Linked DNA regions of Mus musculus: region 2 is linked to region 1. The links are chromatin loops, found by intact Hi-C in ENCODE. Cell type or tissue: left cerebral cortex. All regions are shown on one strand. Links, peaks and the distances in the headings refer to the core of each region. The heading gives the core; the rest is flanking DNA. Region 1 holds the start of Dlat (dihydrolipoamide S-acetyltransferase (E2 component of pyruvate dehydrogenase complex)). Region 2 holds the start of Dixdc1 (DIX domain containing 1).

Region 1 (15,745 bases), core at 7,082-12,081:
GGACAGCACGTGACACACGAGCACGCACGCGCATGCAAGCTCACTCGCACACATACACACCACAGATTAACAGGTACCGCCAGTCACTTTCCTTCGTGTAGGATCTGGACACCCAGGAACCTGAGCTATTATCTGCCTGAACAGACAACTCCCCAGTTCAGAACCACACCTACCGGGGGTGGGGCAGGTGGTGCTGCCTGTGGCTTTAAGCTGGTCACTTCTGTTGGCCTGTAGTCTGCAAATGCTGCTATATCTTCCTGTTTTTCTACTATGATACATAGTGGAGCTCCCAGAGGAACATCCCTTGTGCCTTCAGGGACCAGGATTTTTGCCAGATAACCTTCTTCTTGTACTTCAAAGCCTTAAGTAGAAGGAAAATCATTATGGGACTCAAGCCTCCACCATTCCTACACCCTCACTAGTGTTTCAGGTAAAACATTTTCTTTTCTTTTCTTTTTTTTTTTTTTTTTTTAAAGATTCGTTTACTTATTATATGTAAGTACACTGTAGCTGTCTTCAGACACTCCAGAAGAGGGAGCCAGATCTCGTTACGGATGGTTGTGAGCCACCATGTGGTTGCTGGGATTTGAACTTCGAACCTTCGGAAGAGCAGTCAGGTGCTCTTACCCACTGAGCCATCTCACCAGCCCAAACATTTTCATATTCAAACTACTAGCACTGTTTTTTGGCTTTGTTTTGTTTTTGACAAACTACTTAACTTTTCTGTGCCTCTATTTCTGTCTTTAACATGGGAACAAGAATAGCACAGTGAACCCTCTGACCACAGGTCCTGCATCCCTAAAATCCATTCGGCTGAAGGTGAATGTTACATTGTTGCTGGCATGTACTATGTAGTTAGGCTTCGGAGGTCTGAACTTAGCGCACACTTTTATTCTTGCAACTATTTCCTAAGTAGTCCAGTGTAACAGCTACTCACACAGCTCTGTTGTACTGGGCATTACAAGTAGCTGGAAATGATGATTAAAGTGTACAGGGCTAGAGGCATAGCTCAGTAATACAGGGCTTACTAATATACTCAAGGCCTGAGACCCACCCTCCAAATACTATGTCCACTTATTTAGGGAACTTGAATCTATAGACTTAAATCAGAGTGCCAACACATATACCAAGGAATGGCTGACCATATAATCCTTACATAAATGTTAATGGATTTAAGTCAATTAATGTTTTTAAGTACTTACCCTGCACAAAGTATAAATGAAAAATGCAGTTGGCCCTCCAAATCTATAAGATCAAAACAATTTGGGAAAAAAAGAAAAAAAACAAAACAAAACAAAACCCTGCACTCGTGCTGAGCTCGCACGAATGCCCTTCTGGAGCCAATCCCTTGTGGACACTGACTATGTCTGTTCTACCAAGACTGCAGACAGTGGCACATTCTAAGAGTTACTGAGAACGCCTCAAGGGTGGCTTTATGTGGCACTTACAGGACACTAAGATGGTATCAGCTAGACTGCTAGAAGTCAGAGTTACATGGAAGTCAAATTACAAGAACTAGCAGCAGGACGGTAACATGGGATCTCAGCAGTAAAAGTGTTCTCAGAGCTCCTCAAAGGCTATGCCTGGCATTACGCTACATTTTCCAGTGTTATGAAATACAGTATCACTGGGGGTCTCTGCATCAGCAGGCAAGAAGTTACTCCGCTACTGTTTCTCTCAACACTGAAGACTTACAAAGTAAAGGCCAAAGCTGAGTGTTTTCTTGTAACCACACCCTCAGGAGCCTGAAGCAGGAGGATGGTAGCTCAAAGTTAGCCTGGGCAACATGAGTTCAAGAGCAAACGAGATTATATAGCAAGGAGTTCTCTGTAAGGAAATAGCAGCGTGGCATGATGATGCATGACTTTAATCTTAGCATTCAGATCTCTTGTGACTTCCAGACCATCTAGGGTGAGTGAAACCCTGTCTCAGAAACTTACTGATTGATTTAATTTAATTAAAAACAGCAAAACCAAGCTACTGATAAGGGCAAGTTCTGCCTTTCAGAACTTGCTCTCTGCAGTTATGCTTCTTGATGGACAGACACATCTCTAATGAATTCTTCCATTTTCCCAACCGGGAATACTCAATAGAAGCTGTGCTGAAGATGGACAGAGGTAGGGCACATCTAAGGTTTGGCAGCAAGCACCCTTTACCCCACACCAAACCACCCTGCTGGCCCTTGCTTTTTCCTTAAGGAAGAATCATTTCTTCTAATAATAGCTATGAAAGAACCAGGCACGGTGGTACAAGCCTGCAATCCTAGCACAGTCTCATCTCAAAGAAGAAAAAAGAGGAAAGGGGAAGAGGAGAAAGAGCAGGAAGAGGAGGAGAAAGAGGAAGAGGAAGAAGAGGGAGAAGAAAAGAAGGAGGAAGAAAAACACTATAAAAAAGGTATAGTATGTTAAGGGGGGGTCCTTACTCTTTGATATCACTTGCCCAGGCTACCAAGAGAATGGTGACGAGCACTGTCTGTGCCCACTACTGCCTGATGCCTATGTCCTGCTCTGCCACTATGGCGTGGATGGGCCTTCTGCTCCTGGAAACCACGGAAGAGTGGAAACAGGTTCAGAACACCTGGGATTATCAATAGACACAAGCACAGTACATGACTGCATGGTGAATAAGTCAATAAAGGGGCACATGGAAATGAGAAAAAGACTGACATCCATGGCACTTTCAGATTATGAGACTAATCTACACCCTGGGTACTGTTTTCCCTCAGAGGCACCTGAAAGGCTTTGGTATTCTCCTGCCCTAGAGGGCATGACTATCTTCCTCCTCCCTCCTTCTTTTCCCATGTTTAGACAATGGCAGTGCTGGTACAACTTCTGAGTACCATAAAAATAAAGCCAAGAGAGTGAACCCAGGCCTTAGAATAGACCCTGACATATCCTCCATTGATGAGTACAGCTCAGAACTGACACGTGTGGCTGTGATGACCTTTTTATAAAATATGACCCAGGCAGCAAATCTCAGGACTGTAAATGTCACATTACCACTCACTCAGTACAAAAAAATGTACTGATGGCCATCCTCCTCACCTATGGTGGCCTTGTCGGTCTCTATCTCTGCCAGCAAGTCTCCTTCACTCAGCTTCTCGCCCACTTTCTTTTCCCACCTCTGGACCGTGCCCATGGTCATGGTTGGGGAGAGGGCAGGAAGAACAATCTGTGGAGACAAATGCCACACATCACTGCTTAACCAGGACGCATAAAAGCATTCAGGTAAGCGCATGCTTACCAACTATACAGTGAGACCTTGTCACCCATCACAAAGGTCTGTACTAATTGCTTTCCCAGTTAAATCAACCTTTAAAACAAGAGTGATTAGACACCCTAACCCATCCTCCAAAGTGAAAAGCAACAGGAAGATGGAAAGATTTCTTCCAGATGGTCAAAACAAACCTCTCTCCCACCCGCCTCTCTGCACAGACACACAAAGTATCTTTTCAACCAGGTCAGTGGTTCTTAATTTTTCTAATGCTGCTACCCTTTAATACAGTTTCTCATGTTATTGTTACCCCCAGGCATAACAATAGATCGGTTGCTACTTCATAAGTGTAATTTTGTTACTGTTATGAATCTAGTGTAAGTTTCTGGTATGCAGCTATCTGATGTGACCTATATGAAAGGGTCACTTGACCCACAGACTGAGAACCACTGATCTAGGTTACCACCAATACTTTTCATTCTTTTTTTTCTTTCCTTTTATTGAATATTTTCTTTATTTATATTTCAAATGTTATCTCCTTTCCCTGTTTCCCCTCCAGAAACCCCCTATCCCTTCCCCCATCCCCCTGCTTCTATGAGGCTGTTCCCCCACCCACCCATTCCCGCCTCTCCACCTAACATTCTCCTACACTGGGGCATCAATCCTTCACATGACCAAGGGCATTTCCTCCCACTGATGCCATCCTCTGCTACATATGCAGCTAGAGCCATGGATAGCTCCATGTGTATTCTTTGGTTGGTGGTTTAGTCACAAGGAGCTCTGGTGAGGTCTGGTTGGTTGACACTGTTGTTCTTCCTATGGGGTTGCAAACCCCTTCAGCTCTTTCAGTCCTTCCTCTAACTCCTCCATTGGGGACCCTGTGCTCAGTCCAGTGGTTGGCTGTGAGCGTGGCCTCTGTATTTGTCAGGCACTGGCAGAGCCTCTCGGGAGACAGCTATATCAGGCTCCTGTCAGCATGCACTGCTTGGCATCCATAATAGTACCTGAGTTTGGTGACTGTATATGGGATGGATCCCCAGGTGGGGCAGTCTCTGGATGGCCTTTCTTTCAGTCTCTGCTCCACACTTTGTCTCTGCTTTTCCTCCCGTGAATATTTTGTTCCCCCTTCTAAGAAGGACCAAATCATCCACGCCTTGGTCTTCTTTCTTTTTGAGCTTCATGTGGTCTATGAATTGTATCTTTAGTATTCCAAGCTTCTAGGCTAATATCCACTTATCAGTGAGTGCATACCATGTGTATTCCTTTATGATTGGGATGATATTTTCTAGTTCCATCCATTTGCCTAAGAATTTCATGAAGTCATTGTTTTTAATGGCTGAGTAGTACTCCACTGTGTAAATATACCACACTTTCTGTATCCATTCCTCTGTTGAGGAACATCTGGGTTCTTTCTGGCTTCTGGCTATTATAAATAAGGTTGCTATGAACATAGTTGAGCATGTGTCCTAGTTATATGTTGGAATGTTATATGTTGGAGCATCTTCTGGGTAGATGCCCAGGAGTGGCATAGCTGGGTCCTCAGGTAGTACTATATCCAATTTTCTGAGGAACCACCAGACTGATTTCCAGAGTGGTTGTACCAGCTTGCAACCCCACCAGCAATGGAGGAGTGTTCCTCTTTCTCCACATCCTCACCAGCATCTGCTGTCCCCTGAATTTTTGATCTTAGCCATTCTGACTGTGTGAGGTGGATCCTTTTCATTCTTACAGAACGATCTTGGTCTAGACAAACTGCTGAATTTACTGTGTTCTGCAATAAGCATCTTTTCACTCATGAGAAACCATACTTATTTCACACCACACACACACACACACACACACACACACATATATATATACATATATATAAATTAAGGACTAAAGATATGGCTAAGTGATTCAGAACACTTGCTGCTCTTGCATAGGATCTTAGTTTGGTTCCCGATGGGCCAACTCTCAATCACCTGTAACTCTAGCTTTAGTGAATCCAATCCTGTCTCCGGGAATACCAGCATGCACATGTCTACACACACAATTTTTAAAACTGAACATTAAGAGCAATTCTGGGAGCAAAGGATGAGGTTCAGTAGTAGAAGAGTAGCTGACTAGCATGCATGAGGCAGGACTAGAGGGAAAACCCACAAAACTAAATACCATTCTTCAGAGATAGAGGAACAATACATTGTATTTTTTTAAACTGTTAAAAAACAAAAGGCTTTCTGATGTGTGTGTGTGTGTGTGTGTGTGTGTGTGTGTGTGTGTGTGTGATGCATGCACAGGTGTATATAAGTGTGCAGTGGAGAAGCCAGAGGAGGATGTAAGGTATCCTGAGCTATCTCCCTCATTTACTTGAGAGTCTCTCACTGAAGTCAACAACAAGCCTCGCTTTCCAGCTCCCCCTTCTCTGCGCACTCTGGTTATAGAAGACAACTAACTTACTTCCACAATGACCTCTACACATTTAAGTGCACACTAAATGCATGTAAAAACAAATATCTTTATTTTGGACAGGTTTTCTCTGTATAACAGCCCTGGCTATCCTGGAACTCAATTTGTAGACTGAGCTGGCCTCTAACTCAGAGACCTGCATGCCCCTGCTTCCAGAGTGCTGGGATTAAAGGTGTGTGCCACCATGTCTGCAAGACTTAGAAACTCTTTAAAAATTATTTCTTGTTCAGAATTTCTTTTCTTTGTTGCACAATCACCAGTAAAGTATGAATGTGTATGTTTGAGTGTGCATGGGGGGGGGCAGTAGAAAGAGAAATACACTCATTTATTTATCTTTACCATCTCAAAGGATTCTTAGGACCCAATTCTAACACTTAAACACAGAGCAGGATAAAATGGAGAAAAGAGGTCTTATGTAACAAAATAAGGTTGCTGAACTGAAAGAAATCATCATGAAAGCTAAAGACCAGGAAAAATTTCATCATAAGGAATTGTTACCAATAGACTTGGAACGTGATTTCCAGAGAAGAAACTGACTCACCCAGAAAACTTCTTATAAAGTTAAGGAAAGGCCAAATCTTAATCCTTTAGATTTTACTTACTTCCAACATCAAGACCACAGAAAGATAAACAAAGGAAAACTCTAAGATCTAATACTGTGATTAAGTGCACAGGCTTTTGGCGTCTGGGTATGATTTTCTTTGGCTCTTTTTCCCCTGTTTGTTTGGCCCTATTCTAGTTTTGTTTTTTGTTTTTTTTTTAGATGTCTAATAAGAAGAAGGAAAGGGCATGGGTAGGTAGGGAAGCAGGGAGGACCTGGGGTGGGAAGCTGTAATTAGATTGTGTTTAGGAAGAAAAAGCACAAGATGGTTTCCTAGAGCTGATCTAGGTTGGTGGTAATCACATTTATGGCCAACAGCACTGTTAGAATGTTATCCTGTAGACTTATTCCATACTGCTCATTCTTTTTAAATGATTTATTTATATTTTATATGCGTTGGTGTTTTCCCTGTATGCATGTCTTTGTGAGGGTGCTGGGTCCCCTGGAACTGGACTTACAGACAGTGGTGAGCTGCCACGTGGTTGCAGGGAATCAAACCTGAGACCTCTACAAGAGCAGTCAGTGCTCTTACCACTGAGCCAGCTCTCCATCACCATCATACTTATTCTTTATTGTTATTTTTTCACTAATGACTATTACTGGAATACTTCATCTATGCTTAGAAGTAGCCCACTCTAAACCAAAGGAAAACTTCATCTGGGGACTTTCATTCAGCAAATAGCACCTGTTCTCTACTTAAATTCTACTTGCATAGGGGAAAAAGTCATTTCCGAAACCTTTCACATCGTTTGTGAAAGAGAAAAGCCAAGCATTATCCTGTATCCTGGGCTAAAGCCGAGAAAGGTTAAAGAAACTGTCCAGGCTCACACACTTAGAAACAACAAGAATAATTTTCACAGCTAAAATCTCTCAATACGGCTGAATGACAGGCACTTATAGTTAATGACACGTTTTCAGAGTACAATAGCCACCCATAGAGAAAAATGACAATAAAATAATTAATAACAAGTCACCAGGAGCCGGCACTCAGAGGCTGAGTCTTACCTGCATATGAGTAGGATAGGAGCTACCGGGAGCGCTTGCAGAAGGTGCCGCTGGGGCAGCAGCTGGAGCTGGGGCTGCAGCTGGGGCTGCCTGTGGGGCAGCTGCCGCCGCCAAATCCAATGTATAATTTTTAAAGGCCTCAATATCCTGAGGCCTGAAGAAAAAGAATACATAAATATAGAATTTATAAAGCAAATCCAATCCCTAACCTCCCAGCGAGTCCTCACATGTCTTTAACTTCCAATCTGAGTTGAAATGCTTTAAAAGCAACAAATGTTCACAAATTACAAAGATTTTTTTTTCTTTTTGTTTTTACTCACTTTTCAACTGTGATACAGATGATGGACCCAACTGGAACATCTCTGGTCCCTTCAGGAACAAGGATCTTGGCCATATAGCACTCCTCCAGGCTCTCAAACCCAACAGTGGCTTTATCAGTTTCAACCTGTTAGCACAAAAGCACTGGCTTAGGTTTGTACTGCCAAGAGGCAGTTAACTGGAATGTGTCTAGAAATCCATACGAAGATAAAACCCACTACCACAGACTTGAAAGAACGGTTTAAAAACATTTTGGGTAGAAGCTAGGCATTGCTAACATTGTAACATTGGGGGTGGGGGGGGATATCTCTGAGCATTGCAGGCCAGCCAGAGTTACACCGTGATCTCAAAAACAATTTAGCTAGCTGCTGACAACGTAGCTAACCAATCATCTCTAATAAATGGGGAGGTGGGAGGGGAGCTGCTTCTTAAAGAGAAAGAGGAAACTACCTACCAGAAGGCTAAGCTTTAGTCTATTCAGCAAAGCCACTCCCTTAGGTAAAATCTGCGTGTTTTAAGACTTACCTCTGCAATTAGATCACCCTCACTGATTTTTTCCCCTTCTTTTTTTTCCCAGCGGGCTATGGTGCCTGCCTGCATTGTAGGGGAAAGGGAAGGTAATGGAACCTGCAGAAAAAGAAGCATACATTTAAACAGGCATACTTAGCCCTCGGCGTGCTTTCATTCCACCCAAGTTCATGCAGAGTATTTACTGAGTCACATTTCAAACTGTTCACTGGAGATACAAAGGGAGATCTAGCACTCCAGAAATTCATGACTTTCAGAGGCAGGTTGATCCTCCAGTCAGTCTAGTGGATCTGAGAAAGCACGTGAGACTTCTCAGACCTTTTGCCCATAGCCGCAGGCTTAGACCTCTTTCAATAGAAAAGATGCCCACTGGGAAGGTCTTGGGCGAGGGACCGTAATAGATCTGGGAGGGAGCTGGCTGTCGGAGGCCTCTCAAGGAGGATTCCCCACGCCAAGGAGCGGGCTCTGAAGGACAACAGGCTCCAGGGTGGGTCACTCACCTTCTGATGCGGAGGGAGGCTGTAAGAGCGGCGGCTGGGCGACCCCAGGAGTTGTCGCAGCAAGCGGTTACGCGGGACAGTGCCGGAGCCGGAGCTCCAGCCGCACAAGGAGCGGACCCCATAGCGGGGGATCCCACTACCGCAACGGACCGCAGCGGGGCCAATCCGCGGGCTCCCGCATGGGGCCCCGGGGCCTTCCTTCAAGGCCGCCCACCGAGCCCTGAACCCATCCCTGGGCACAGCACTCCGCGCCCTCCGCGCACAGACGCGCCACATTACTGCCACCGACCCCCACGCCCCAAAGGCTCCGCCGTCTCCGGAGTGACCTCTCCAAGAGCAGCGCGGCTCTGCCGTCAGCCGCGCACTGCGGTCGCGCAGTGTCGTAAAAGCGGCTGCTTGGACGGGCGACCGGAACGTAGGGTTTCCGTGCCCCTCTGCGGGGGGGACGCGTCGGAGACACCCGAGAGGGACGGGAGGCTGCCGCTTAGGATCTGCGGTGACGAAGGCGCTGCGAGGCAGTGCGGGGGCGGTGCACGTTTGGGAGAAACGGGAAAGGCCCTAGGAGAGGTGTCGCAGAGGATGGGAAGTACGGACCAGGGCCGCTCTAAGGGACCCGAGAGTCGGACCGGCTGCAGCCTGAGGGCAGGGAGGCGGTGCCAAAGGGAACGACCGCCTTTGCTTTAAGAAAAAGCTGGGGAAAAGAGCCCGGGCTGACAGTAATGCAAAGCTTTAGGTCGATGGGTGCGGGCGCACCTTGGAAAGTTGGAGAAAGGAAAGGCCCTCGAGTGACGGGGGATCAGGGGGTGACCCTTGGCTGCAGAGCCCGCCCCGTGCAGGCTGTCCTAGGTCCCTAACCCACCGGAAACGGGAGCAGCAGGGTTTTCAGCCAAATGATGTGAAGGGCAGCCAAGAGAAAGGTACATTTTCACATTTCCAGTTAGTCACAGAAGACTAATTATATTTCCTCTATAAAGATACTTGTTTGTAAAAAGCAGTTTTATTACCCCCAGATTTCCACCGTATCCTCTTAAATAGCGAAAATATTTTAACACACACACATTCCTTTAATTATAGCATTACGGAGACAGAGGCAGGTGGAACCCTAGATTCCAGGACAGCCTGGTTTAATGCTGTTCATTGCCAGGCCAGCTTGGGCTACATACTGAGATTCTTTTTTTTTTTTTTTTTAAAGAAAGGTTTAAGATACAACTTTGCGAAAGTCGTTGTCGTGCTGTCCCGCAGTTCTGTGAATTCAATAGGAAAACAACAACAGAAACCTTTCTTAAACTATGGAGTAACAATGTGGGGTCAAAAGAAAAAAAATGGCAACAGTGAAAAGCTGCCGAACCCAGCCGCGCCAACCTAGGTTGTTTCTCACTACTGCTGCCTACACTGAATCCTACCGCGTCGCTGCAGCTGTGGCTGTGAGGACACCCGTGCCCTTTGTACTGCCATGCCCTCGGTGTCACACGAGGCCAGCCAACACTGCCTGAAACACCTTGGCACAGATTCCCCGTGTATGGTGTGATTCGCACTGGTTTTACTGTACAAAGTGTTCTGCTCTCACGTGAGCATAATGATTTAATTGCAGAAAGACATTTCCCACAGTTATCCCTTCTATATAAACATTATAGTAGTATAATCTTTAGGTTGAATTGTTATGAGTATTTGGATTTTAAAATTGCCGTGGCTGATTTGAATTTCATAGAAAATCAATCAGTGAATTTTGGTTTGAGATTAGGACTAAATTTTCCAGTAAATGTCTCCCTAGATTTTCCTATTCTATGTATATATATAATATATATATATATATATATATATATATATATATATATATATATATATTAAATTATGACATTATTTTCTGTGTATATGCTAACCAACTCCATCTCTCCAGACCAACACTGAGCTATCTTGCCAGCTCATATGGTACATATTTATCTGAAGCAGCATCCTCAATATTGACAACTATAAATCAACTCTATGTATTGTAGTAACTATTTAAGCGATTTTTTTTTAGACTGACAGCACAGTTCACACGGGTATCTCATTTATAGGACTAAACTATGTGTCCATCCTAAAAGAATGTCTATTGAAAATGGGTATAGACACAATGTAATTTTTTTTCAGTCACAAATAATGGGGTTTGTCATTCACAAAATGGATGCAACTTAATTAAGCAAATTAACTCGGTCTCAGATAAATATTGTATATTTTCCCTCATTTTCTATCCTAGTGTCACTGAGCAGCATCAACACTTGGTGACGTCACCTTTGTATGCTGTGCAGTCACGAACAGACCTTCTGATGCGGTACACACATCAGATTAAAAAAAAAACAAAACTTACTAATGTGTGAGGCAGATGAAGATCTTATGTGCTGTTTCTCCTTGTCTTCTGAATTAGTATAGCAGTAATCCTGCTGAGTGCTTGACTTTCAGTTATTGAGTAATGATTTATGTGCAACATTTATGCAATATGTATCCATTGGATGGGTTATGTAATTAGCCTTATCATTCCTGAACTGAAAGTGACATTAAATTAGGAGGAAGCGTGCTCTGAATGTCTACCAATTCCTCAGTGTACAGATGGTCAGAGAATACCAAGAACACAAGAAGAAATTGGGAGGACAAAAAGTTACAACTGATAGCCAGTATGGTGTACATGACTGTTGTTCTGTTGTTCAAGCACCAGATGGCCACTTTGGGGCTAGCCTGGGCTACCTACATGTACTCTATCTTAAAAAAAAAAAAATCTTAAAATTCTTAGCCCTTGAAAGGCAGAGGCAGATGGATCTCTGTTGAGTTCCAGGCCAGCTAGGTCTACATGGTAAGACCCTGTCTCAAACATAAAGCTGGAAATACATATTCAGAAACCAAATGAAAGAAAACACTCGGAGCTAAAAGTTGAAATATATCAAGCATTGAAATTGGTAACATTAAGTGATAAATGAGGCTGCTTGAATTTGGGAGAGACAGACAGAGCCTTTAAATTGATTTGTGAATTCCTTATTTATTTCTGGGCTGGGGTGATAGTCTATGCCTGTGATTCCAGCTACTGCAGAGGCTGAAGGAAAGTGATTAATTATCTGAATATATCTGTTTAGATAACATGGTGAGATGCTGTCTCAAAAAAATAACTATCTATTTCTGGCTGGGATCCTCGGTGGCTTGGTGGCAGAAATCATGATTAGCATGTGCAGAGTTCAGAATTCAGTTTTAAACACTGCTGAGCTAACTAGGGTTCGATTTTGCATTTGAAGACTAATGTTACAGTTTATACTCATAGGTTCTGATGTGTTTATACATTCACATATGATGTCAAAAGAGTTGAAAATCAACTAATCCTTTTTTACAGTAATCCATCTTGATCTATCTTGTGCTTACATTAGAAATACCTACAGTAAATTATCTCTAGCAATAAAACAATCCTTATCTCCACCCTCCTGATAATGAGCAAACATGCTACCAGGGAGATCACTTGAGGAAATTTACCTTCACTAAATGTAAATGGCTTGACTGCTCATCTCAGGGAAGAGATAGAAATGAAAATGAAGAAGTGGATTTAGTTTGCAAACTCCATTTTATTCATAGTGTGTGTGTTTGGTTTTGACTTATTCACAATTCTGGTACACATAGGCAGTTAAAACAGGTTATTACATTGATCATCGGAAACTTCTGGCATAACAGTCTATGAAAACATTGTAAAACAGAATACATGGTAAGAATCTCTGAAAGCAGTGGTCACAAACACCCATGTTTGTAAGAAAATAGAGCTTTACATGTATGTATTTTAAGTCAGCCGTACCTCTCAAGTTTGACAAATAAGACTGTGCAGTCATGATACGGATGAGTAAAAGTGAAAAATTTAATTATACCTGCTATGCTTTTCAGTAGCCGAGTATTCTTAAGTTGGATGTAGAACATAAAGGTCTTTTCATAATTTAGTCATCCCAATCAAAAGAGCTGAAAACTCAGTCCAAAAGGGGCATTGCAGTTGCCAAATGTATCTAACCTATACTTCTGTTTAACTCAGACACAGATCTCAGTATAGGCCAGACTGGCATTAACTTAGTACTCCTCCTGCCTCAGCCTCCCAAATGTTGGAATTACAGGCACGTATCTATCACCAGGTTTTAAGTACAAATTGTAAAATGTTCCAGCTGACTTTTAGGGAATTGAGCAAGAAGATGATACTCTTCGGTTTTTAAATAACTAAAGTAGCATTTTAAAGATTGATTTGTATTACTTTTACTTATGTGTATATAGATGTCTGTGTAAATACATTTCTACACATGAGTACATTTGTTTTGGCTTTCGTTTTGGCTTTTTGTTTTGTTGTTGTTTTCAAGGCAGAGTCTCACTAAATAGTTCTGGCTGTCATGGAACTTACTAAGTAGACCAGGCTAGCCTTAAACTCAAAGAGATCCCCTTGCCTCTGCCTCCCCAGTGCTGGGATTAAAGGGTTGAACCACTAGTTTTTCCCAAGGAAAGAGGATGTCAGCAATAGCAAGATGGGCTAGCCCACGCCAGTATCACTAGGAAACAATAGTTTCAAGACACAGATTCTCCGAGAGCAGTGGTTCTCAGCCTTCCTAATGCTGCGACCCTTTAATACTGTTCATGTTGTGATCCCCAACCATAAAACTAATTTTGCTACTGTTATAAATCAAAATGTAAATATCTGTATTTTCCATTGGTCTTGGGCAGCCCCTGGGAAAGGGGTCACAACCTACAGGTATAGAACTGCTGTCCTTGAGTTTGCCAAATAGGAGATTATTCAAAAGAGAATGAATTTATGCTTGCTCCTGCTCTAAAGCCTCCGGAAGTATGGACTGGAATGAAGATCTCTGACCCACTGTTTACAGGAATTAATGAAATAAATCCTCTAGTAGAGATGCTTGGCCGTCTTACTTATGGGGTATGAGATTAATGAACACCATTCTCCCTGGAATTCAACCTCTGCTTTTTATGTGGGCACTGAGGTCATGCCGGTCCTTTTCCAAAAATGAGAAAAAATAAAACACGATGTAAAGGACTTGAAGTTTTTCTCTGATTTAATTTTTGCTGAAAAGTTAATTTCACATAATGTTAAGACTGCTGAGAGACTCTTATTAAAGAGGCAGACATTGAAGGTAAATTGTATCTGGACTACAGTATTGGAGTTTAGCCTGATCACTATCATGCTGTCAAATAGTAAAACATTAAAGTTCATGCAACAGAGAAATTGGTGAAACATGGACTTTTTAATCCCTCCAGGCGACTTGGAAAAGACGGAAATAACACTTTTCTTCTGTTGGCTTTCACAGTGAGTTGTTCTTGCTTATGGCTGACTTTCCTGGACTTTCCTAGTTACAGCTGAGGAAAAACTGGTCTTCAACAGAAGACCAGGACAGCGTGCACGGAAGACATCAGGTCTTTTTGATCTCATGTCTTTTAGAAGAGCAATCAACTAGAAAAAAATAAAATAAAAAAGACCCCCACCACTAAAAGCAGGGAGAGCTGGACAGAACTAAGTGCCATTAGTAACTGGTAACAAAATCAAGCTTGTTCTGAACCACGAGAGGCAGTAGGAAGAGACGGTAGAAAAGCACTGGATGCTGTAGAAAATGGAGAGTGTAGGGAACGTGAGAGTACACAGAGTCACTTAGTTATAAAAATAGACATGGTTCTCAGACAAAAGCAAATGAGTACAAAACAATTCTCAAACATGAACTATTTTTAAAAGACATGTCTATATAAAACAATAAGACGTTATCTCAGCGTTCCAAAGAGTATTCTGTTCAAATGGCTGAAAATGGGAGACACAGAGACAGGCGGGTCCCAGAACTGAGCCATCTGTCCCACTCTTCTGTTTGGCAGTGTACAGTAGTTGCAGACTGCTTTGAGGGGCTGTATTAGTAGATAACCATGGCTGACTGGCGGATGGTGCTAGGTGAGTGGATGAGAAAACCCAAGTCATGAGTAACGTCTGTAAGTTGAACTCTTTAGCTTCTATACTTGACAGTGTTGTAATAAGGAATAACTTCACCTCAAATCAACCCTGCCATTCACAACTCACTCACGCTCCATGTCCACTGGGTTCACGGTCCCCTAAGGGAACAGCCCAAGCTAACTAATAGAAAATAACTCCACCCTTGAAGTGAGAGGCAGACCAGTAAGTGGTGCTGAGTACTCAAATCACAAACACGTAATTAATGGTCTGTCTCCTTGTAAAGGCGATACCATGAGTTTGAGTCAAGGGATGTGGGTAGCAGCACCTTTCTGTGTCCTCCTTGCTTCTCTCATTCTTTTCAAACACAAAGTTTATCTGTTTGGAGAAAAATAAATGGCTCTGAATTTAAAGAGTCCCCAGTGAAAACAAACTGTCTGTGAAAAATGCCCTCAGTGGGCTAAGGACAAGCTGCAGAGCCTGTTAGAACCGGAAGAGGCAGCTCGGGGTCTTAATTATGGTTTTGGCGTAGTATATGGGCAACCCTCTCCCCACCCAGTCAACAAGTCAGCATCATTCACGTCCAGATCAGGTCTGCACTTGGGCTTTCATCTTTGGTACCACCTCACAAATCACTCCTGGTTTGCAATGTCTGCAAAGAAGCAGAAAAGTTGGTACCTCTGCCTTTGTAAGTACAAATGGTGGGACTCTGATTGCTGCAACCTTCACGGCCAACACGACAGGGATGCATCCACTTCCAGGTTCCAGATCATAGCAGCCATGCCCCTCGGAGAGAGAGCTCATCCTTCCCTGGTGGTTAAGGCCTTCGGTTTGATGTCCTCAGAGTAGAATAAAACACTGTTCCCACCGACAAGGAACTCCAGACGAACCCATGCTCTATGTTTCGGACAGAGATTCGAAGTACCAGATACGCCAGGCACACACACAGGACTGGCCCGTGACCATCGTACTTGAAGAAGCTTCTTTTTGGCAGCACGAATTAGAAACTTCTCAGCGTACTCTGGTGTTAGTCCTCTTTCCTGAGAGAAGCAGCCAGGGAGTGGCCAGGGTCTCGTTAATTCTCTCTATGGTCTTCTTCCACCCAGGCTACGATTTTCCCTTCCCATCCAGGGATGGCATCGTCATCATGGAAAACCTAGTTTAAAAAAGAAAAAGCCACAATGGAAAAACGCAACCCAAAAT
Region 2 (15,745 bases), core at 6,492-11,491, 75 kb after region 1:
GGCAAGGGCACAAAGGCTCGTCCATCTTGTCCATAATGTTAATATTTAAGAAGAGAATGGGTTTAGGATGTAGCTCAGTGATCAAGCCCCTAGTCATACTGCAAGGTCCTAGTTTCAGTCACCCCTGCACACAGGGCTGTTTATATTATCTGACTAAAAACTGATTCTAAAAACACAAGGGCTGTTGTAAAGGGTGGAGGAGTGGAGTACTGGTAAAACACCTTGGTAGCATCCCCAAGGCCCCCACCACACACACACACACACACACACACACACACACACACACACAATCTGAAATTTAAGAAACCCATAGAGAAGGGAAAGGTGAACTGAGGGAAAAGGCAGGAAGCCATGACCAATAGCTTATGCCTTTGCGGCTGCAGGCCTAAAGCAACCAAAGGATGACTGAGGAGCAAACAAGAGTAGCCTGAGTCACAAAAGAAGCAAATGGAAGAGGTAACAGAATTCTGAGAGAAACTTTTGAAGAGAAAACAGAGCCTGCTTGGGTCAATCCTGGCCCACCTTTCCTGTCAGGTTGCAGCTCCCCACCACAGTTCTCACAGAAGGGAATCACACTAATATTAGCTCCTGAAACTGGGCCTGAGGCCCAGGTTGGTCCTCTCAGCCAACCTTGTCCTCCTCAGTGGTGGAGAAATCTAATGTGCATGATTCAGGAAATTCGCACGTGGATGTGCAGGATTCAGGAAATTCACCCCTCATGTGGACCACCCACAGTCTCCTACCCTCTTTCAAACTTTCTACCAATGCCACGCCACCGCACCCCTCCCGTGACTCATCCGCTTAGCGCCTGAAATAGAGCTCTGCCGCATCTGTTCAGGGCTTCCCTCTAGGATGTCCCTGGAGAGTCCCTGGGAGGCGTGGGGACCACCTTTTCGGCAAGAAGATGCCTTCTGAGTCCGTAGTCCTGCCTGCCCTTCCCACCTCGGGAAGGTACTCAATCCCTCCAGTTTAGAGGAGGCCCACCGCCTTTCTGATGTCCTCGGGTTGATGCATCTGCACCACACCTACCTCCTTGACTCTACCACCCAGGCTCTTAAATGGGCTCCCCGGGAGGATGCCCCTCACCGCCCCCCAGGATTCCCTTCGGGAGATTAGGCGGGAGGCGCGGGGTGACCGGGAGCTGGGGGTGGGAGGAGCAGGGCAGTTACCTCATTGAAGCCCTCTTGCAGGACGTCCAGTAAGTTCCCGCGGGTCAAGCAGGCTAGCATTGTTCCTGCCGCGGGGCTTCCCGGGTGGGGTCACGCCACCGTCTCTTCCCTCTGTACACAAAGGCGATCAGCTCAGCTCCCTGGGAGCTCTCTGGAGTCCCGCATGCCACTTACTGGAAACCTAGACCCGAGCCAAACTAGCGGCTTGCACTGGGCATGCTCGCGCGCGGGCTGCAGCCGGAGGGGCCCGGCGCTGTGCTGGTTCCTATAGAAACAGCAGGGCGCGCGCTGCGCACAGGCAAGAGGCGCTAGCAGGCAGCCCCGGGTCTCCAGGGAGTGCGGGGAAGCCGTGGGCGCGCACGCAGGCTCCGCACGGGTGCTCGCAACGAGCATTCACACACGCGTGAGCACACACACACATCCGCGCTGACACAAGCGGGCTTGCCAGCCTGAGCATATGCCTGCAATCACTACACTGCACGTTTGGAGGCGGGCGTCCCCGAGCGTGTGCACGCACATACACGCACATACACACACACACACACACACACACGCACACGCACACGCACACGCACGTACACACACACACACACACACACGTATGTAGTCACTTTGCTCATTTAAGGCTGCAAGCACCTCATCACAAGGTGGGTGGGGAAAGGAGTGAGTCACAGGATTACCCCACCCACCCCTTACTCCATTCTCCAGACTAACAGCAACCTTTTTCCACGCAGGGCTTGAGAGTGAGACAACCAGCAACCTTTTCCCACTCGGGGTTGGAGAATGAAGCAATTTAAATAAGAGGAAATAGAATGACAAGAAATAACAATAAAAAGGGGCCAGAGGAGAGAGGCTGGGGCTGGGGCTCTGTAAGTAACTGTAGACTATAAGTAACTGAACAGCGCTAAACAAATCATACCATCATAATAGAAACGTCAGAGGCACACCAAGGATCTTCTATCTTTTTTACAAAATAAATGCTAAGGGGTAAGATTGGGCACGATGGCTCAGGGGATAAAGGCTCTTGTAAAAGCTTGACACCTGAGTTCAATCCTGGAGCCATGCAAAGGTGGAAAGGGAGAACTCACATCTCTCGGGCACAGGCACACATTACGCTCACCCCCCCCACACACACACTAATTAATTGGTTTTATAATAAAATAATTTCTAAGAGCCAGCATGGGGGTATACACCTATCATATGCATGCACATACACGCGCGCGTGCGCGCGCGCGCACACACACACACACACACACACACACACCAGATCAACACTCTAGAGGTTCTAAGTCCAAAGCTAGCCTGGTCTATATAGCAAGTTCCAGGTCAGCCACATATAGTTCCAGACCATATAGATGAGACCTGCTCTTGAAAGAAAGAAGGAAAGAAAGGAACACATACTTTATAAGTGAGTTTTAAAATAAAGCACCAAGAATGCCCTTGTACATTGTCAGGTAAAAGCATCCACCCTTGGGTGTAACAGAGCCTCTTTCTCGTGTGGCCTGGCTGAGGTCACAGCTCTGATGTTTATTTTTAAGAACACTAGTCATTTGCATGCTTGGACTAAGTGATCTTAAAAAAGAAAGAAAGAATGAGAGAAAGAAAGTCCATTTTACATTCCATCTTGTGATCCTAGACAAAAGGGAGAAATTACAGTGTTAAGACCCAGAGGAGATCAGAGCCTTGTCCAAGGACACAGCTGGTCAGGGACACGCAACTCAATAATCAAGGAATTACAAACCATTTTCTAGCCATCCTGTATCTCCCTCAGACTCCATTAGGACCTCAGCAAGAAAAGTCTATAATGAGCCTACTAAATCATATTTAACCCAATGGCCTCCTCCTCGGGTCACTAGGGGATAAGAAAACCCTTACTTGGGGCAGCCTGACTAGATATCTAAAGCTGCTAAACACAAAGTTCTTCTGGGGAAGAAAAAACAAACAAAGTGCCTTTGACCACAAGAAGCAGGAAGCTGAGTGTCAGCCTGCCCTGAGCTGGTCGCTCAGCTGGTTAAATCCTGACTGTTCCACTCAGGCTGAAGCCAGAGGAAAGCAGTAATACCAAGTGAAACCGATCCTGAGCGCTCTGCAAGTCAGAGACCTCTCTGTCCTCCACCAGCTAGCCAGGGTGGTTCACCAAGACTCTCTACTGTTCCTTCAGTCCAAGGCAAAATACCACCAGGAGACTCACTAACCCATGTTTAAGACAATGGGGCCCTTTATGAGCAGACTTGCAATGGCATAGAATTGCACATGGCACATCTACATACCTAATGATGAAAAACCAAAATGTTCAGTTTATATAAGTCAGTTTGGGCATCAGAGGGAGGCCTACAGACAGTCATCCATGCCAAGAAATCACGGTTTCTCAAAACTCCAGTCTTTGATGGGAACAACGCCTGGGAGCTCAGTGCTTTGGAGAGAAGACTTACAAAGCAACCGATTTGCTTATCATTTTGGTCTTTTGAGGCAGGGCCGTGGGTAGCCCTGGCTGGTCTCCAGCTGCCTAAAAAGCCAAAGATGACCTTGAACTCCTAGTCCTCGTGTTTCTGCCTCCCAAGTGCTGGGATTACAGACACGTAGTACCATGCCTAGATATAATCGATGTATTTGTGTGTCTGTGCTATGTGTGTGAAGGTCCCCTTTGGAGATCAGACACCAGAAGAGGATGTTGAGTACCCCGGGGTACAGGATGTTGAGAGCAACCCAGTGTGGGGTGATGCAAACCAAATTCGGGTCCTCTGGAAGAGCAGTGAGTGCACTTAACTACTGTGCCATCTCTCCAGTCCCCATACTGAATTTCAAATCTTCAAAATAGAGATCTCATTTGGCCCATTACCTTATTTCATGCAGGGAAGAGACAACATCAGGAGAGGTGCTCACGGTCACTCAGTAAATCATTACAGTGGCTGAGATCTAAATAAAGCCCTTGGAGGCCTGAGCTCATGTCCTTTTCAATAACCCTCCACGCATGCTAGAGGGCATCAGGGTGCTCGACAAATGACTTGTTTTAAGGCATATGACAAAATAAATAAATAAATACATAAATTGTATAGTTCCTAAGTGACTTGTTTTAAGGCATATGGCTAAATAAATAAATAAATAAATAGTATAGTTCCTGAAAACCTAGGGAAGTAGTTTCTATTATAACTTTCTAAGATGGAAATATGCTGTCCAAAATAGTGGTTTCTAGCCACATGGGCTACTGAATGCTTGAAATATAGCTAAGGCAACTAGGCAACTAAAATTCATGTAAATATAGATGACATAATTTCAAAATATTCTGTTTCAGACTATTGAGACGTCTCTTCAAACTATAATAGCTCAAATACAGTGTGTATCTTTTTTTTAAAGATTTGTTTGTTTGTTTGTTTGTTTGTTTGTTTATTATGAGTACACTGTAGCTGTCCTCAGACACTCCAGAAGAGGGAGTCAGATCTTGTTATGGATGGTTGTGAGCCACCATGTGGTTGCTGGGATTTGAACTCCTGACCTTCAGAAGAGCAGTCGGGTACTCTTACCCATTGAACCATCTCACCACAGCGTGTATCTTATGATTAGAAACAGCACAACATTTCTGTTGGTCCATATAACGTAAAATTGCTCATAAACTATGTCTCAGAGGAACATGAACATATTCTGTTCCAGGCTCCCTACTCCATGCTACTGCAATGTCAGTAAAGAGCTGGGACAGTAAGTGGGTCAGATTGGAAGTGGGTTAGAACAGTGACTGGGGCGATAATCCATACAGTGCAGTGCCTGTATATGGGATAGCCACAAAGCACTCTGGGAGCTGCACCCCCTTCCTTCCACTGCAGCAGGCCTGGGCGGAGGCAAGGACTAACTGCAGCAAACTGCTTTCCACAGGTTCCTGCTTCTCTCAGAGTCTGCGTCTGCTGGACCTCAGTCAGTCCTGCATCAATCTTACCAGCAATGGCAAGTACTTCCACAGACTAAAAGCCACTCAAATCTCTAATGGAATAGCAAAATTGATCTCATTTCACTATGTCCCATGTCCTATAGGAATCAATAATATGTATACGTGTGATGGTCACAATTACAGTGAGCAGTTGATATTTACATATGAAGAGAGGTTAGGGGGTAAAGATTTTTGCTCCTGACCTAATTACTAAGTGGTGAAGCCAGGAACTGAACCTATGGCTACAGGTGCCAAGGAAGCACTCTGGCACTGAGCTCAACCCAGCAAAGTATTTTAATCTGATGCTTGCAACACAGAAGGTACTAACCCAGTGTTCCTAGATGAATGAATGAATGAATGAATGAATGAATGAATGGATGGATGAATGAACCAGTGAAAGAAACATTAGAAAAATGTATTCAAACCATCTATTAATAAATGTAATAACATGTTTGCATAATTAAGACATTAAGCCTTAAACAAAGCTGTCATTTGGTGAAAACACTGCCTGTGACTTCTCTCTGTGTAAAACTAAAATGTGTGAGATTCACACCTATGAAAAATTTAACATAGTCACTACAGCTGTCATTCATGATGAAAAGAAGCAGAAAGGCAGCTTACATAAACCAATGTTTAAAACTGACAATGAGACAATCAATGACCCTCTGAAATCATTTCTTAATCTTCCTTTTATTTCCTCATACCATCTGGGATCTTTAAGGGCCTCATGCTTACAATTTCTTTCACATTTACATTCAGAGACAGCAGCAGCGGCAGCACACACACACACACACACACACACACACACACACACACAGGCTTGTACCCAACAGCCAAGATAGCAAACATGTCCTAGCTTCTAAACTGGGTTTATGTATGTGTGTATGTATTTACTTATTACAGTGCTGGGGGCCGAGAACCCAGGGCTAGGTAAACCCTCCACCCCTGCACTTCAAGTGGCTAAACTGCTCTTTTGTCTCCAGATTCTCACTTGCCAGTCTATATTCATTCCAACCACTCTCAGACAATAGATTCGTCTTGCTACCCCAGGGCCCGTTGTCTTTGCACACTTCTTTTCTGCAGCACATCAAATAGAAATTCTTTGTGTCTGGCTCAGAGGGCTTCCCCTGGGATTGCCTCTGTTTAGGCTAGAAAGCTCCCTGATCACCAAGGCTCATTCTCACCTCTGAGTTTTCACACTGACTCTCCACTGGCTTTGAGTGTCCCACATTCTACTCTCCTGCTCCCCACATCGTTAGCTCACCTCCTCCAACCTTTGTCTCTCTGTGAAACTTCTTTGACCACACTTTTTGGTTTCGTTTGTTGGTTTGTTGTTTTGTTTTGTCTTTTGCCTCTTTTCCTCTTCCCTTTATTCTTTTAGTGTTGAAAATGAGTCAGGGCCTTTGTGCGTGTTAACTGAGCATGCCACCACTGCCCTCTGTGACCTCTTGTAACCACTCTTGATTAGAGTCTGTCTTACTCATCTTCACACCTCCCTGGCTTGTCCCTGCTCAAATGTTTCTCCTGGTCCTTCTCTTACTGCTCTATTTTAAATGACAATACCACCTCACACCCACACTCCTAGGTGTCTCTCCTGATGTGTTTTTATTTTTCCCAGCAGCCTTCGCCATCACCATGGCGATTCCCCATTCACTTGTCCTTTCCTTGTGGGGCAGTGGGTGGGTACTTACATATGTATGTAGGCACTCATGTGCTGGTGTGCTCACACAAGTAGAGGCCAGAGGTCAGGGTCAGGCACCATCACCTTGTTTTTTGAGACAAGGGCTTTCACTGGTACTTGGGAGTCAGCAATTAGGCTAAGCTGGCTGAGGAGCCAGCTCCTGGAGGCTCCCTGTCTCTGCCTCTTGATTATAAGAGGACACTACTACACTGGCATCTTCACAGGGGTCCTGGGATTGAACTTAGCTCCTAGAGCTTGCTTTACTGAGCTATCTCCCCAGCTCTCTTCCCGCCCCCCCCACTCTCCCCCCTTCAAGGATAACCTTATCCTGGCTATCCTCCTGCCTTAGCCTCCCAGGTGCTGCATCTGAAGGCATCGACCACCACATCTCGCTTACTGTTCATTTATCATTAGCGTCTCCTGCTCATAAGTAAACTTGTACAGGACTTCTGTATGTTTTGCTTATTCCAGAACTAAAAAGACTTAGAGTCTGGCACATTGTAGATGCTAAATACAAAACTGGCTGAATTTCTCAATCCTTTTCTTTTGAAAATGAAAAGGTCATTGTGACTGGGTGGGAACCTCGGTGGTTTAAAGCGTGGTATTACTCTTGCAGAAGACTGAGGTTAGGTTCCCAGCACCCACATGGTGACTCACAAGCATCCATAACTCCAGCCCATGGGATCTGACATCCTTTCTGACTTCCATGGACACCAAGCACTCATGCTGTGCACATACATACAGATAAAAAAAATACTGAAATACATAATACAAAATAAACTTTCCAAAGATTCAAAGATCAAACTAGGCATGGTGGCACATGCCTGCAATTTTAGCACTGGGAGGTAGCTGCAGGAGGATCCAGAGTTTAGTATGATCTTTGTATATAGGGTGAGTTCTAGGACAGCCTAGGTTATATAGAACTGTCTCCAAAAAAAAAAAGATAATAAAATAAAACAAAACTCAAAGGTCCAAGCCAGGCCTAATAGCACCAGCCTATACTCTCAGCTCCTTGGGAAACTGAGGAGGTTCACATATTCAAGGTCTCAGTAGGTTACAGAGGGTTCAAGGTTAGCCTGGCAATTTAATAAGACCACACTTCAAAACAGTGAATTAAAGGGCTGATGATGTAGCCCAGTGGTAAAGTGTTTGCTAGGTATGTATGAGAACCTATTCAATTTCTGTCACTGGAAAAAACAAACAAACAAACAAACAAACAAACAAACCCAGATAAATGCAAAGGTCTAGAACCTTCAGTGCTCTATCAGTTAGTTCTTAATCACGGTGAGCCTAAGGCTATGGGTCTTTCCCTGTCTCTTACTGTATTCTCGAGACAAGTATAACTTATGGTAGCCTCTTGTCATTTCTTTTCACTTATCCATGCACTCTTTTGTTAAACAAATGTTGGCTCCTTATTCTATGTTTATGTACCAGGCACTATTCCTTTAGCAAAATCTTGAAGAATGAAAGATCCACTCATATATACAGGTCATATACTGAGGTAAGAAACCAGGGTTGAGGGCAGAATAGACAACCCGAGAACACAACATCAGATGAAAGGAACAGAGAACACAGGGTGGATGTGACAGCCAGAAACGGGCAGAAGAAAAAATAGGAGAGAGTGGTGAGAGACTTGGGTAGAATGTTGCCAAAGTAACCATCAGACAGCAGGGCTCGGTATAAATCATGCCCGAGCAGATTCGCCAAAGCAAACGATTCAGAAATGCGTTCTACAATTTTTTTTTTCCTAAATCGAGGGTCAGGTTGTCTGCCAAACATCCATCATTGACAACTGGACCAAGACAGCGACATCTGGTGGATGTTGTGGAAGTGGCTCAAGTCTCTCAACTAGGAAAACACTGCTCCCATGCTTCTCTGCCTGGCCCATCACCACCGGCCTCACTGTTACTAATTACACTGGTAAAACCTAGCCTTTCATTAGGGCTCAGCATCCTCACGTCTTGGAATCCATATTCTGATGTTCAGCTGCCCTCTGAAGGATGTGCGCAAGCTCTGAAATCACCATTCTTCCTTATTCTGTAGCATGCTCATACCTGGATAAATGGAGCCAATTTACTTTGCATTCAAGCAACAAGAACCACTTTTGCATTGATAAATAATCCAAAACGTGCTCTTCCTCCAAGGACGTGGCTGTGAGCACTAGGCTTTCTTTTCGACCCCACTGACATCAGGGCAGTAGGAACAAGACACAACTAATCACTGAGTGTATTGCCACATTGATCCAATTAGAATAAGTTACGTTTAACTTTTTCTTCCTGTGGAGAAGGGTTCTATAGCCTGAAAATGTTTCCTTTTTTACTCTGTTTGAAATATCTGGTCTGGAGACCAGATATAGCTCAATGGTTAAGAGCGCTGCCATTGCAGGGAATCAAGAGTTCCATTTGACTTCCAACTCTCTCTCTCTTTGACTTCCAACTCTCTCTCTCTCTTTCTCTCTCTCTCTCTCTCTCTCTCTCTCTCTCTCTCTCACACACACACACACACACAGAGAGATAAATAAAATGTTAAAACCAAAGTCCTTCATTAAAACACTATCAAATGACTCTATTATAATGTTATTTAATATGCAAGATGTATTATTATACATAATAAAATTTTGGTTTAAGGGAAAAATAAAATACCAATCTATAATTTAAAAAGTTCTTATCTTTTTAAAACAGTCTTACATTGGCTTATTTTCTTCTTTAAATATATGGATGCTTTGCCTGTTCACTACATGTGTTCCTGGTCCCATAGAGATCAGAAGAGGGCATCAGATCTCTTGGAACTAGATTTAAAGGCATCTGTGAGTGCTGGTTATCAAACCCAGGTCTTTTGCAAAAGTAGTCAGCGCTCTTAACTGCGGAGCGATCTCTCTGGTCCCCAGGTTGCTTATTTTCAATGTGATTGGTGGAGAGATTCAAAACTTCAATGAACAGGGACTGATCAACAGTCAAGATGATTATAGCAAATCTGGCCATGGTAGTGCATACTTTTTTTTTTTCCCACAGACTTCATTGGTTCTACAATGATCAGCAAAGACAATGTTAAATATCACTCCAGGGGCATCAATGTAGATGTGAAAAGCACCCTTGGAAAGTGGTAGTGCATACTTGTAATCCCAGATCTTCAAAGGCTGAGGCAGGAGATTTGCCTCACTGTGAGCTATACAGTGATTTTAGTGCCAGACTAGGATACATAACAAAACTCTTCCTCAAAAGGCCAACCAAGTAGGGGCTGGAGAGATGGCTCAGCAGTTAAGAACCCTGGCTGGGGGCTGGAGAGATGGCTCAGTGGGTAAGAGCACCCAACTGCTCTTCCAGCGAAGGTCCTGAGTTCAAATCCCAGCAACCACATGGTGGCTCACAACCATCCTTAATGAGATCTGACTCCCTCTTCTGGAGTGTCTGAAGACAGCTACAGTGTACTTACATATAATAAAAATAAAATAAATTAAAAAAAAAAGAACCCTGGCTGATCTTCCAGAAGACCCAGGGTTGATTAGTAGCACCTATATGCCTGCTCTCAGCTGTCTGTAACTTCAGTTCCAAGGGACTGAACATCCTCCTCTAGCCTCTGTCAGCCCCAGGCATGTGGTGCACAGACATACATAGAGGCAAAACACTCATATACAAAAAAATAAAATAATAATAAGACTCAAAGACAAATATACATATCATGAAGTTAACAATATCAAAGTTTGCATATAATGGGATTTCACAGAAAACATTTGCATAAATGAACAGACTAGGATAATGACTAGAATATTCACAGTTTGCTTCTGGATAGGAGACTTATAGGGTAGGGGTTCTTTTGGGGACAGGATTTCTCTGTGTAACGCTGGCTGTCCTTGAACTCATTCTGTAGCCCAGGTTGGCTTCAAACTCAGAGATCTGCTCCCAAATGCTGGAATTAAAGGTATCCATCACCACCGTACTACCCAGCTAGTTCTTAAGTTTTTAATCATAATTTGCTATGTTTCTCAAATGCTTTGTAATTAACATTATTTTTGAACAAACTATTGAGATCTTTTAAATAATTCATATATACTGATTAGAGTTTCCCAATCTCTCTCTGGTTTTATTAATTCCAAATATATATATATAATGAATTGATGCTCTAGAAATGAGGTAGAATTTCTACAAGAACGAGGAGCAAGAAAGGAAGGCAATAATGTCTTGTTCTAGGCTCTACACAGAATAGCACAGGCATTCCTGTAAGGTCACCACCACACTCCTGACAATACACAGGCACTTACAGAGGGCGCTCCAGGCATAGAGGAGTTACAGACTCTCATAACCACTTGAGTCCCCATCTTCAGATTCCCTAGAAGATCCAATTCAGGGCCACCTTAAGATAGGAAAAGGAGATCTGTGAAAATACATAGTCGGAGAAAATTCAAAAGCTAAATTAACTTAGGAGGAGTCAGTGCGCTCCCTTTAATCTATTAACTTAAGTCATCTTAAAGTGTCAGATTTAGAACCCTGATGAGCAGCTAAGATATTGTAATGGCAAGAGAGAGAGTCATCTCAGCTGCATACTTTTTCCTTTTATTTGTCTGTGTGTAGGGGGTAGAGGCAGGTGGTTGGTGACCGTGGAGGTCAGAAGATGGGATGGATCTCCTGGAGCTGGAGTTACTGGACGTCGTGAGCTAACTCAGGTCCTTCGGAAGAGCAGTAACCACTCTTATAGCTGAGCCACCTCTCTAGTTCTTCAGGGACACTTTAAAACAACTTTAACTTAGGTTTTCACAGAGATAAGAAGGATGCTTTCCTGACTCCACTTTCCACCACCTCCCCCGACATACAGTCTTTCCCACATACATGTCCAAAACCAACCAACCAACAAACAAACAAAAAAAACAAACCATGGGATTTATTCAGATAACCAGAAGAAATACCAGATTATCTGCACCAGACACATTTTTCACTCTTCAGAAACTTCTTAAACTCATTTTTATTTTTACCCTCAGGAACGTTTAACTCCCGACAGGAAGCATGAACTTTGAAACAGGGTGTGGGGGGTTGAGAAAGGGTCCCATGTAACCCAGGCTGGCCTCCAATTTTCTATGTAATAGCGAATGACTTTGAACCCCAGATCATCCTGTCGCCACGTTCTAAGTGGTAAGATCACAGGTACACACACCACACCTGGCTCAGCATTTAAAATTCTACAGCAGAATTTGTCTACAGAATTTTATGTTAACATAGTGTTGCCTATGGCATTTTATTTGACCCTCATGGTTAAGAACCCTTGAAAAGGGTTATTTTGTTTACCCCCTAACTAACACATAGAAAATAAGCCATGGAGTTGCCCTACCAATTTGCAGCGAGGGTAGTCTTCCACCCCACCTCTTCTAAACCCTCTTGCACTAACTAGGTCGGTGTCAGAGAAAAGGCCTAGCAATTGCAGTAAAGGTGGCGGTGGTGGTACGACGACGACAACGACAACGACTATTGAATTTTATGCGATACTACAACCGTTGCAAATTTGCATTGATTCTCTGTAAGGTTGATAATAGCAACACTAATGTGCGGTGTGAGTGTGTGCGTGTGTGTGTGTGTGTGTGTGTGTGTGTTGCAATTCCCTTGTCAGTACTCTACTCATCTTCAGGGAATCACCCTCTTATTGAACCAAAAAGTATATTTGGGGAGAATGGCAGGACGGGTTAAGCAAAGGGAATGAGTTACAGCTCATCTCTAAGCTCTAACGTCTTAAGCAAGAACTGCACACTAAGACTCTACAGGGTTCAGAGAGAGCTTAGACCGAAAAATTTTTCCCTTCGCACCCTCGTTTCTGCTGCACGTCCCTACTTCCGATCTGGAGGCTCAACAGGTGGTAATGACATTTCTCAGCTACTCACCACTTTTCGGCACCTACCTCATAAACTATCGGCCCGTTTGGTTCAGCATCTTTCCGGCTAGCCGGCACTTTTACGGAGCTGCGCGTTCTTGCTGCCATGGCGACCCGGAGGCCTGCGTCGCTCGGGCCTGCCTTTCTTGGACAAGAGCCAGCCCTAGCAAGCCTTGGCTCCGCTCCTGCCCTCCAGGCCCCGCCTCCAGCCGACCTAGAACCCGCCCCTACCACTCTGGACCCGCCTTCCAGCCTCCAGACCAGAACTCCCTACCAGCCGCCAGCCCCGCTTCTCCTTGTTCCCACCCTGCTCATTTAGTCCCGCCTACTCCCCGTCTTCAACCAATGGGAGCTTGCCGTCTGTTCACAAATCCATACCCCAGCCTTTGACCTTCAATAGTGTGGGCTGGGACACCTTATAAAATTCAGCTCCAGGAACAATCAATCACCAGCCTGTTCTACATACTATTTATTAATTGATTCGAAAGGTTCTTCAGACGAGAGCTAACAGTCCTGCCAGGAGACTTTCTCCAGGATGTGGTCTCGTGGCTGTTAATGTCGACAAATTGAAGTCTTTGAGGCTCAACAGTTGGAGTCCCATCTCTGTGATAAGGTCTGGAGCCTTTGACCTAGCTATTAGGTTGGTTGTCCACAGTAGCTCCGAGGCTGTGTGCAAAGGCTCAGAAAATTTCCGAAGAGCGTTTCTCTTCGGTTTTGGGGTATAGGTGTAAAAACGGAATATAATTATCTAGCACAGTGGTCACATCTGTAACCCCAGCACTGGTAGTAAGAGGCTGGGATAGATCATAATTTCAAGGCCATCTTCAGCTATGTAGCAAGTTCCAGGCCAGCCTGGGCTACATGAGATCCTGTTCCTCAAAAAACAAAACAACCAAGACATAACCAAATAACGACAAAAAGCCCTAAGAAAATCAAATATCATTAAATAACTCCTATCAGAAACAGCCAAAGTGCATAGAGGGTTCTTGCTGCATTTGAGAATGCAAATAATGTTAGGGGTCAAAGGTCAACCTTTTTTTTTCACATAAATATTTTTTTGGAACTCAGTCCACCCATAGTTAACCTTACCACAACAGTGGCAAACCAAAAGATTCATAGTGGAAAGAGTAGGGAGACCCATAATTCCAGATGCTCTGGTGTCCTTTAAGATTAAAACATGGCCATTGTCCTTGTTCTCGAGAACAGTAGGTTATTCCCACAGGATGGTAAAATCGTAGAAATCGGAACGTCTTCCCGAGGGCTCACACCAGGGTTCCGTTGTTGCTGTCATACTGAGGTGTGGCCTGGGGGAAGCGAAGGGTGGCGTACTCTGTAGCAGATTCTGAATGCAGGCATTTCACTGTGTGGAGAGAGTGTGGCCGAATTTGCCTGAGCACATGAATGTCCGCATAATGCAAGTCACTCTCCTCCGACGTGGAGTTTGAAGTTTTCTTCTGAGATGCAGGCGGGTACAACACTTGCTCATACGTGGGTGCTGTTGTCTCATAGTCCTGGGAGAAATCAGCAGAATTAAGGGAGGTTCCCATGCAGGGCCTTTTACACTGAGGTCCCCTTGCTGTGTTCCTCTGGGAAGCCAGGTAACAAACACAACATGAGTCTCTCTCTCTCTCTCTCTCTCTCTCTCTCTCTCTCTCTCTCTCTCTGTGTGTGTGTGTGTGTGTGTGTGTGTGTGTACACCTTGGAGGAGGGTCCCTGCACTCCATCTTGTTAGAAACAGGCTCTTTCTTGTTGTTTGCTGCTGCACGAGCCAGGCTAGAAACCGTCCAGTGATTTCCGGCTGTTTCCCATCTCCCAGTAGGGATGTGCTGGGATCACAGAAGCTTCTGTTACTGCCTCCGGCTTTTAAGTGGCTTCTGGAGATCTGAACTCTGATAGTCAAGCTTGCGCAGCGGGGACTTTACCTTCTGAGCCATCTCCCCCGCCTGACAGAGCAATTTCTACAGATGGTTGTGACGAATCTGTCTCAGGGTGAGAGAGCTGAGCACTGGGAACCAACATCTGAGTGGGCCTAGGAGGGGACAGAGGCCGACCATTACCTTTGTGCCATTCTGCCACAGCTGTTGCTGCTTCAGGATGCTCAATGTGGGTCTTGGGTGGCTCCCTGTGGGGGAAGAAAGCTAGCTTTAAACTCAGTCTCTTTCCCGTTTCTACCGAGACTGCCCTCTTCAAATGTCTACTCGCCTATTGGCGTGGGAGTCTAGCAGATCTCTCTGGCTGAGCTCCTACTTGTCTCACATCTGTTAATCTACTCCCAAACTCCTCAGGATACCCTATCTTCCATCCTCCTTGCTCATCAGCCCTCAAACATAGTTCCATGAATATGCAATGACAACTCATCCTGTGCTAGGCTCTGGGCCATGCTCTGGGAGATAAAGATGAGTAAGCTATTTCCTCTGCCTTGGGAAATCTACCATGTACCTGGGAAGTCATATGAGGTGACAAAATACTACAAAAATGTAGTACGTGCTGAGTTATACCAGTGGGCCACTTTCAACCAAGCCATTTCTCTCCCAAGTGTTTGCCTGAGAACTCTTCTGCCCCACTAGCACCCTCTTCTGTTGACCTATGAACTTGAGATTACACCCATGGCTTCTGTTTTTGTTTTTCTGTATTCTGTTGTAGCACCAGCAGATGTTACAGTTATGTATTTACATGTATCTGCCTCTCACAGTTGATTCTCTGCTCTTCCAGAGCTCTTGGAACCCTCCTCTGGGCCATGCTTCCTCATTGGGAACCTACAGAACAGCTCATGTATAATACAAGTGCTCAATTGTATGCTGTAGCTAGATGAGAGCATGGGCAACCAACTTTGTCCCTTGAAGTAATGGGAAAGGTAAGGTCAACAGGTTCGGGGCTAGCCTCAGACCCAGTAAACTAAAGACTCTTTTTGTCATACCACCTCCCCTTTATCGAGTCCAAGGTCATGTCTCTTCTCTGTCTTCCTCAAGGCTTTACTCTCTTCTCTGATTTCCCTTGCTCTTAATACCCTCTCCTTTATTACCTGTTTTGCTTTTCTTCTGGAAAGTCGATGGGCAGCTCCTGTGTAGAGAAACAGATCACCAGTGTGCAAGGAGAGCTCTGTACATTCTCCCTGTCACATTT

Evidence for each region. Peaks named below come from ENCODE experiments on the same cell type or tissue, not always from the same donor. Only the 100,000 strongest peaks of a DNase experiment are listed, where the experiment ranks them.
Region 2: it touches region 1 in a loop (4-fold over the local background); 1 of 42 quality-filtered maps calls a loop at or near these places.

What each region holds. Positions count from the first base shown.
Region 1 is chr9:50,650,578-50,666,322 of GRCm38, forward strand. Dlat (dihydrolipoamide S-acetyltransferase (E2 component of pyruvate dehydrogenase complex)) reads right to left here and starts at 9,203. Exons shown (of 14, transcript NM_145614.4): 1 at 8,614-9,203; 2 at 8,111-8,212; 3 at 7,588-7,712; 4 at 7,268-7,421; 5 at 3,045-3,171; 6 at 174-361. The coding sequence starts at 8,889. It overlaps Dixdc1 (DIX domain containing 1), which reads right to left. Exons shown (of 20, transcript NM_001374656.1): 20 at 12,175-15,698. The coding sequence ends at 15,618. In left cerebral cortex, for the core only: no CTCF peak of the experiment used is centred there; DNase peaks (open chromatin) are centred at 9,057, 9,700 and 10,024; H3K4me3 peaks cover 2,280 bases; H3K27ac peaks cover 1,713 bases.
Region 2 is chr9:50,726,617-50,742,361 of GRCm38, forward strand. It overlaps Dixdc1 (DIX domain containing 1), which reads right to left and starts at 1,368. Exons shown (of 20, transcript NM_001374656.1): 1 at 1,170-1,368. The coding sequence starts at 1,229. It overlaps 2310030G06Rik (RIKEN cDNA 2310030G06 gene), which reads right to left. Exons shown (of 4, transcript NM_025865.3): 2 at 15,645-15,682; 3 at 14,680-14,744; 4 at 13,075-14,133. The coding sequence ends at 13,885. In left cerebral cortex, for the core only: a CTCF peak has its summit at 8,591 (motif pointing left); a DNase peak (open chromatin) is centred at 8,589.